2 separate regions of the Homo sapiens genome follow, and region 2 is linked to region 1. Evidence: read pairs that join two places in POLR2A ChIA-PET (ENCODE). Cell type or tissue: Panc1. All regions are shown on one strand. Each heading gives the region's core, and the rest is flanking DNA. Links, peaks and the distances in the headings are about the cores only. Region 1 overlaps F2RL1 (F2R like trypsin receptor 1). Region 2 has its middle 7.6 kb from the start of AGGF1.

Region 1 (4,395 bases), core at 292-4,291:
TTACAGACAAACAGCTCCTTATTTCTATTCCTAACTTAGCATGTCCCTGACGTAGTCCCTACTACTAAGGGTAGACAATATAGTAGCCAATAATATTGAAATGGAAAGACAGCCACAATATACAGTCAATTGAAAAAAGAAACTGGCCAGGCATGGTGGCTCACACCTGTAATCCCAGCACTTTGGGAGGCCGAGGCGGGTGGATCCTGAGATCAAGAGATCGAGACCATCCTGACCAACATGGTGAAACCCAATCTCTACTAAAAAATACAAAAATTAGCTAAGTGTAGTGCACGCGCCTGTAGTCCCAGCTACTCCAGAGGCTGAGGCAGGAGAATCGCTTGAACCCAGAAGGCAGAGGTTGCAGTGAGCCGAGATCATGCCACTGCACTTCAGCCTGGCAACAGAGTGAGACTCTGTCTCAAAAAAAAAAAAAAAAAAAAATTATAATGTACAATTTGCAAAATCTGAAGTCTAGAAGGATATCCACCAAACAATAAAAAGTGGCTGGCTCTGTGGAGTAGAATAGCTGGGGACAAGAGAACTTTTCTTTTTATTTTACACCTCTCTATATTATTTGAATTTTGTATCTCAAAGGAATATAAATTGATATAATATTTTTGGTGGGTAATTTGGCAAAACATATCAAAATTTTAAATGTATTTGCCATATGACCTAGCAATTTACTTCTAGGAATTTGCCCTGCACCTACCAGCTAAAGTGCACAAAGCTATTTTATGTACTAGAATATTCACTGGAACATTGTTTAGCATGGTAAAACAATGTTAATTTCAACATCTATCAAAAAGGGGAGTAGTTCAGGCCCTGGCAGGGTGGCTCACGCCTGTAAACCCAGCACTTTGGGAGGCTAAGGCGGGCGGATCATGAGATCGGGAGTTTGAGATCAGCGTGGCCAACATGGTGAAACCCCGTCTCTACTAAAAATACAAAAATTAGCTGGGTGTGGTGGCGGGCACCTGTAATCCCAGCTACTTGGGAGGCTGAACCTGGGAGGCTTGAACCTGGGAGGCGGAGGTTGCAGTGAGCTGAGATCACACCACTGCACTCCAGCCTGGGTGACAGAGCAAGACTTCATCTGGGGTTCGGGGATGGGCGGGAAGAGGGGAGTAGTTCAGGCCAGGCATAGTGGCAACCTAGCCATAGCCCCAGCTACTTGGGAGCTCCGTCTAAAAAAAAAATTAGCTGGGGGTGAGCTATGATCCTGCCACTGCACTCCAGCTTGGGTGACAGCCAGACCCAGTCTCTTTAAAAAAAAAAGGGGGGGGGGGTGTGGTGGGGAGGACTAGTTCAATTACCCCCCTATAAAAGTTTGTACAGGGTCGGCGCAGTGGCTCACGCCTGTAATCCCAGCACTTTGGGAGGCCGAGGCAGGTGGGTCACGAGGTCAGGAGACCGAGACCATCCTGGCTAACACGGTTAAACCCTGTCTCTACTAAAAATACAAAAAATTAGCCGGGCATGGTGGCGGGCGTCTGTAGTCCCAGCTGCTTGGGAGGCTGTGGCAGGAGAATGGCATGAACCCGGGAGGCAGAGCTTACAGCGAGCTGAGATAGCGCCCCTTCACTCCAGCCTGGGCGACACGGCAAGACTCCGTCTCAAAAAAAAAAAAAAAAAGTTTGTACAGATTTCTATAAACTGACTATGAATCGATTAGGTAAAAAAGATAAATAAATCATAGCACAGTATGTACAGTACGGTATGCTCCTTCTATTCCTATAAATCATTTGTGCATAGAGAAGTTGAGCTGATGGCCAGGAATAGTGACTCACACCTATAATCCCAGCACTTTGGGAGGCCAAGGCGGGCGGATCACTTGAGGTCAGGAATTCAAGACCAGCCTGGCCAACATGGCAAAATTCTGGCTTTACTAAAAATGCAAAAATTAGCTGGAGGTGTTGGCGCGCATCTGTAATCCCATCTACTTGAGAGGCTGAGGCAGGAGAATCACTTCAACCTGGAAAGCGCAGGTTGCAGTGAGCTGAGATCACATCACTGCACTCCAGCCCTCCAGCCTGGGCGACACAGCGAGACTCCATCTCAAAAAAAAAAAAAAAAAACCAACCAACCAAACAAACAAAACCCGAGAAGTTGTGCTGAGATTGGAGACCAGAAAGAATGAGAGATTTTCACTTTTTTTTAGACCCTTCTGATTTACACAATTTTGGGAAAATCTGCGTGTAAAACTTTTTTTTTTTTTTGAGACTGAGTCTCACTCTGTTGCCCCGGCTGGAGTGCAGAGGCACGATCTCGGCTCACTGCAAGCTCGACCTCCCGGGTTCACGCCATTCTCCTGCCTCAGCCTCCCAAGCAGCTGGGACTACAGGCGCCCGCCACCATGCCCGGCTAATTTTTTGTATTTTTAGTAGAGACAGGGTTTCACCATGTTAGCCAGGATGGTCTTGATCTCCTGACCTTGTGATCCACCCGCCTTGACTTCCAAAGTGCTGGGATTACAGGCGTGAGCCACCACGCTTGGCCTAAAACTTTTAATTTAATTTTTATTTTAAGTATACTCCTCTTGTGGCCCAACCTCCCCATCAAACCAAGTGTAAAACAAGCACTTTACTTGCATTAGTTCTCTTCCTTTCACCCTCTCTTCTCTATGATCCCCTCACCCCAAATGTCCTTTTTTGCTCCCAATCTTTGGGAGCACAGACTGAAAAATAAAGGTTTCAATTGTGGGGTGCCCCTCCCTAGCTAAACTTTTAGTACATTTTCAGAAGTGTTCTTTCAGAATGAACTGTTTTCTTCAACACTTGCCAAGCTAATAAAACCATAAGAAAGTCAAATACAGATTTACTAAAACATCATCTATCAAGGTTATTTAGTAACTACAAAGCAAGCAAAAGGATCAAATTTAAAGTCCTATCTTCCAGTTCATTGCAGTGTTCTGTCATATTACAAAACTTTGGCCAGGCACGGTGGCTCATGCCTATAATCCCAGCACTTTGGGAGGCTGAGGCAGGTGGATCACTTGAGGTCAGGAGTTCAAGATCAGCCTGGCCAACGTGGCGAAACCCCGTTTATACCAAAAACACAAAAATTAGTTGGATGTGGTGGTGTGCGCCTGTAGTCCCAGCTACTCCAGAGGCTGAGGCATGAGAATCACTTAAACCTGGGAGGCAGAGGTTGCAGTGAGCCGAGATCGTGCCACTGCACTACAGCCTGGGCAACAGAGTGAGATTCTATCTCAGGGGGAAAAAAAAAATGGAAATACCACATGTCTATCAACAAAGGACTAATTTTAAAATTGATGCATCCTTCTGTAACATTTTGGAGTCATTAAAAATGTTTTATATGTATTGACATGATACTGATGTGCTTATATAATCCCATACTTGCACAAACATATTTTCTGTATTTGTGAATACATATTTTGTGCATGGATGTAATAAAGAGTGGGAAAATATATAAGCCGAAATATTAGCGGTGGCTACTTTGGTACTGAAGTTCAGGGTGATTTAATTAAATGTTTCCTTTTTTTGTTTTGGCTCATTTTTCCCTCGAGTGATCACATATTGTTTTTATAATTTAAAAAACAATTATAGGTAGGGCGCAGTAGCTCATGCCTGTAATCCCAGCACTTTGGGAGGCTGAAGGTGGGTGGATCACCTGAGGTCAGGAGTTTGAGATCAGCCTGACCAATATGGTGAAACCCTGTCTCTACTAAAAATACAAAAATTAGCTGGGGGTGGTGGTGCGTGCCTGTCGTCCCAGCTACTCGGGAGGCTGCAGCAGGAGACTTCCTTGAGCCCGGGAGAGGTGGAGGTTGCAATGAGCCAAAATTGCACCACTGCACTCAAGCCTGGGCAACCGAATGAGAGTCAAAAAAAAAAAAAACCCAAAAAACCAAAAAAACAAAAAAAAACCACCAAACCAATTATAAAGAAAACAGAAGTTCCAGTCTCCAAAAGATAAATGGAATGACCTAGGCCTGTAACATGGTGGAAAAAAATAAGTAAGTGGCAGAGAGAAGCTGACTGAAATGAACACCACATGGACCAGCCAGGGTACTCTGGGCAAGACTCCTCACTTCATTCATTTGCTATTTACTGAGGTCCCGTAGGTGATGAGACTATGCTAGACGTGATGGAAAGGATGGTAGGGCCCCCTGCCTCCAGGAGTTAACGATGCAGTGAGGACACATATTAAGCATGTTTACCCAAATAATTATCAATTACTATTGTAAAGGGAAAGAGAAGCCCTGATTTCCAAGTGTTTTCCTTGCCTTGCCTCCTCAATTCAGTGTCCTTCACCTGTACCCTGAGAAGGTTGTGATCTCGGCTGAGTTCGTTTCTATGAGGCAGTCTTTTGGAGTGAGGCTTTGGGAAGAAAATCAAACCCCAAATCGGCCCTGCAGCCACCTGAGGGGCA
Region 2 (4,395 bases), core at 246-4,245, 200 kb before region 1:
ATCCACATTGGGGAGGGCCATCTGCTTTACCTAGTTTGGCAATTCAAATGTCTTCTGGAAACAACCTCACACACACACCAGAAATAATATTGAAGGAGATAAATGAGCATCTTGTGGCCCAATCAAGCTGACACATAAAATTAACCATCACACTTTGGAAATTGCATGAATGGCCCCAGTTCTTTATCGGTCTTCTTCCTCATCCTTTGACATGTGATTTTGTGGTTTTCCTCACTAAAAGGGAAGAATCTCCCCTTCACCTTTGAGCTGGTTTGGCCATGTGATTTGCTTTGGTCAGCAGAATGATGTGATGTGCCAGAAGAGTGACACATCTAAGCCTAAGTCCCAAGGCCTTAGTGATTCTGCTTGCCCTCTGGATTTCCTGCCATTGCCACAAGAAGAACATACCCAGGCATGTGTGCTGGTCTCAGGAGAAAGATGAATAATACAGGGAGCAGACCTCTCCTAGCTTAGATGCTCCAGCTAAGTCCAGGCTAGAGCAGAGACTTCAGGAAACCCTCAGACACATTAGCAAGCCTGGTGGTGGTGATCAGCCAGCCCACACATCACCCCTAGGCTTGTGAGAAATAATGAAGGATGGTTGTTTAAAGCCACTGAGGTTTGGGGTGTTTAGTATGCAGCAATAGCTAATTGATACTCAATCTGATCTAGAGCCATTCCAGGAGCCTATGAATTGAATCAGGCTGGAGTTCAAATGCCTGAGATATTATAATATTCCACAACAGAAGAATATTGTCAATTCAATAAAAGCTGATTTATGTCCAATTTCTTTTAGAGTGTCATCAATTTATATTTAATTAATATCCACCTGTCATAATTTATATTGGATATGGTGGGTAGCCAACTTTTCCTTACCTGATTCAACTTTTTGATGCCACAGGAGAATATCTGGGGGAACCATAGCATTTCAATAGTTCTGATTTATTGCCCCATGTTACTTTTGGTCAATTGACCATTACCCGTTTCCTCCCCTGGAGGCCCAAGAAAAAAATGGGGGGATATAACATTAAAACACTGGAGTGATGGTAAAGGAAGCCCGAGGAAGCTAAGTAAGACACTATTCTCCACCCCCAGCTAAAATTCTTACATTTTGTACCTTCCTTTTATGATGGTATAATGAGTTAAAACATTGCTGTGTTACGAATCTTCCCAAGTCCTCCTCCCTTCTACTCTCCCTTAATAATAAGAATTCGAACTCTCAAAGGACAGTCTGTCCCACTGGACCAATTCTAGGTCTTTAGAAGGCAAAATCAATGGTTCATACTAGAGCAGTACTTAAACTCTTTGTGGTGAGGATGTTTTTAAAAATTCTAGTTCATTATGGATTAATATTTTTGTAAGATACAACAAAATGCGTGAGTGAATGGGAGAGGAGAGAATAAGGGATGTAAGAAGGGTTACTGGGCAGTGCGAAATGATGCCCTTTTAATAGTTCTCAAGAAATGCCAAGTCAGTTTGGATTTTTTATTTTAAAAAGTTTTTTTGGCTATTTGAACTGTGCTTTTTTGAATGCAACTGGCCCATTCCAACAGGAATTTTTTAGTGTTAAAATTGGATACCAAATACAAAAATCAGCAATCATTGTTAAATTCTTCTGAGGTTGTTCGTTGCTTGCTGGTGCCTTTCAGGTATCCTACAGCATAAGCAGGAAGGTGCCTGCCTAGTTCTTTAAAAATCACTCAAGCTAGCCCTTGCTCAACTATGTCTAATTGCCTGCTGGTGGGAGCAAAGGTCATATCTTTGCCCTCAGCCTGAACCTGAACATGAGCCTGGGGCTGTAAATAATTATGTTCAAAATATTAAATTATTTCATTTTCTCACAGTCTCCAAGGTTCCTGGGAGTTAAGCCCTTTCTGGCTGCAATTTTAAAAAGTGTTTTTGTGGTAGGCACTGCTAGTTGTCAACCCAACAGCCATATTTTCCTCTTTCTGACAAGAGAACCTGAATTTCGTTTTGGGTAGCAATACACCTAGCTAAAGTCTACATTTCTCACTCTTGTTTGCAGCTAGGTGACCATATGTCAAAGTTTTGGCCAATGAGGTATAAGTAGTAGACTACAGGCAAGGTTTCTGGAAAAGCTGTAGTTTCCTGTTGTATTAGTCCGTTTTCTCACTGCTGATAAAGACATAGCAGAGACTGGGCAATTTACAATAGAAAGAGGTTTAATTGGACTTACAGTTCCACGTGGCTGGGAAAGCCTCACAATCATGGGAGGAGGCAAGGAGGAGCAAGTCACATCTTACATGGAGGTCAGCAGGCAAAAGAGAGAAACCGTGCAGGAAAACTCCCATTTTTAAAATGATCAGATTCAATAATCTCCCACCAGGTCCCTCCCACAACACGTGGGAATTATGGGAACTACAAGATAAGATTTGGGTGGGGACACAGAGCCAAACCGTATCACCTGTTTAAAAAAGATAGATTCAGTCTTTTGTTTTTGCCCTTCTCTTTCTTCTTCTTCTCCCTACCTGAAAGATGGACATTATGCTCAAGGTGGAGAAGCCACTTCCTGACTGTGAGATGAACACCACACCCTAAAGAAAGCAAACCAGAAGGATGGGAGGATCCTGGGATGTTAATGTCACTGTGAACCACCTGTTTCTGAACTTCTTCTTGATTAAGTCACCATAGCAGGGTTTTTATTTCATTCAGCCTAATGTAATGCCTAAATGACATAGTCTTTTTTAATGTAGTTTATCTACTTTGTTAAACATCTCTACTTTGTTAAACATCTTAGTAATTTTTACTAACCTAACTTTTAGGTGAAGCATTTACTGTACTGTCCTCTAGGAACACTTTAAGAGAATTCCAACTGAAGGAATAATTGCTGACATTATGATAAAATAAGAGTAAGTTTAAGAACCTCTGGCTTCCTGGTGCTACTTCCATTAGCTGTGGAAGATTTGAGAACATGCAGGGTTCTTCTTGACCATCTTTTGTTCTTCCTCTGTGTGAATGACCTAGGAAACCTTTCAGTTAAGAAATATATCAGTTGGCTCAGAGTGAAAGTTTTATGTCCTCCAACATTTTCCCCAGAAGTCAAGTGCAGTCATACACCAAATAACATTTTAGTTGATGATGGACCATATATATGACAGTGATCCCATGAGACTATAATGGAGCTGAAAAATTCCTATCACCTAGTGATGTTGTAGCCTCTGTAACGTCATAGCACAATGCATTAACTTTTCTATGTTTACACAGTATTCAGTACAGTCACATGATGTACAGGCTTATAGCTTAGGAGCAACAGATTATACCATGTAGCCTTGGTGTGTAGTAGTAGGCTATACCACCTAGATTTGTGTAAGTCTTTGTGTAAGTACACGCTATAATGTTTACACAATGACAAAATCGCCTAAAACTGATGAATGTCTCAGTATCCCTATTGTAAAGCCACAAAAGACAGTTGTATTAATTGACAAGTCTCCAGCAATTAATACCTTAAAACTTACCAGAAATTTGGTAAAGAAATGTTTGTGAGACTGGGCACAGTGGCTCACGCCTGTAATCTCAGCACTTTGGGAGGCCGAGGTTGGCAGATCACCTGAGGTCGGAAGTTGCAGACCAGCCTGACCAGCATAGAGAAACCCCGTCGCTACTAAAAATACAAAAATTAGCCGTGCGTGGTGCCGCGTGCCTGTAATCCCAGCTACTTGAGAGGCAGGAGAATTGCTTGAACCTGGTAGGTGGAAGTTGCCATGAGCCAAGATCGCACCATTGCACTCCAGCCTGGGCAACAAGAGCGAAACTCCGTCTCAAAAACAAACAAACAAACAAACAAACAAACAAGGGCCGGGCACAGTGGCTCACTCCTGTTATCCCAGCACTTTGGGAGGCCAAGGCGGGCAGATCACGAGGTCAGGAGATCAGACGATCCTGGCCAACATTGTGAAACCACGTCTCTACTAAAAATACAAAAATTAGCCGGGCGTAGTGGTGCGTGTCTGTAATCCCAGCTACTCGGGAGGCTGAGGCAGGAGAAGCACTTGAATCCGGGAGGCGGAGATTGCGGTGAGCTGAGATCCCGCCACTGCACTACAGCCTGGTGACAGGGTTAGACTCCATCTCAAAAAAAAAAAAAAAAGAAAGAAATGTTTGTGAATATTTTTCAACCAGTATGACATAAAAATGCTCCTGGTGTGTTTTGAAGTTTTGGGCTTTTCTCCTTCCCCTTTGACAAATATTAACCAAGAAGTGATATACAGAAGAAGTTGTAATGATAGTGGAAAGAAGAGGGTAACTGGTTGTGTGTGTATGTGCATGCACATATATATATACTACATGGGTTGATGCAAATTGCAATTGGTTACATTTGCAGATTACCATTTGAGTCAGACTTTTCAAAATGAGTAGTAAAATTTGCTTTTAACT

What was found. ChIA-PET counts read pairs that join two places held together with the same protein. Peaks named below come from ENCODE experiments on the same cell type or tissue, not always from the same donor. Only the 100,000 strongest peaks of a DNase experiment are listed, where the experiment ranks them.
Region 2: POLR2A ChIA-PET joins it to region 1 with 9 read pairs; 4 of 35 experiments call an interaction of 5 or more read pairs at or near these places.

What each region holds. Positions count from the first base shown.
Region 1 is chr5:76,821,054-76,825,448 of GRCh38, reverse strand. The region is part of intron 1 of F2RL1 (F2R like trypsin receptor 1); the gene reads right to left. Among named protein-coding and RNA genes, the nearest start is that of F2RL1, 4.2 kb to the right of the region's middle. In Panc1, for the core only: no CTCF peak of the experiment used is centred there; no DNase peak of the experiment used is centred there; H3K4me3 peaks cover 1,687 bases; H3K27ac peaks cover 2,351 bases.
Region 2 is chr5:77,020,570-77,024,964 of GRCh38, reverse strand. No RefSeq gene overlaps it. Among named protein-coding and RNA genes, the nearest start is that of AGGF1, 7.6 kb to the left of the region's middle. In Panc1, for the core only: no CTCF peak of the experiment used is centred there; no DNase peak of the experiment used is centred there.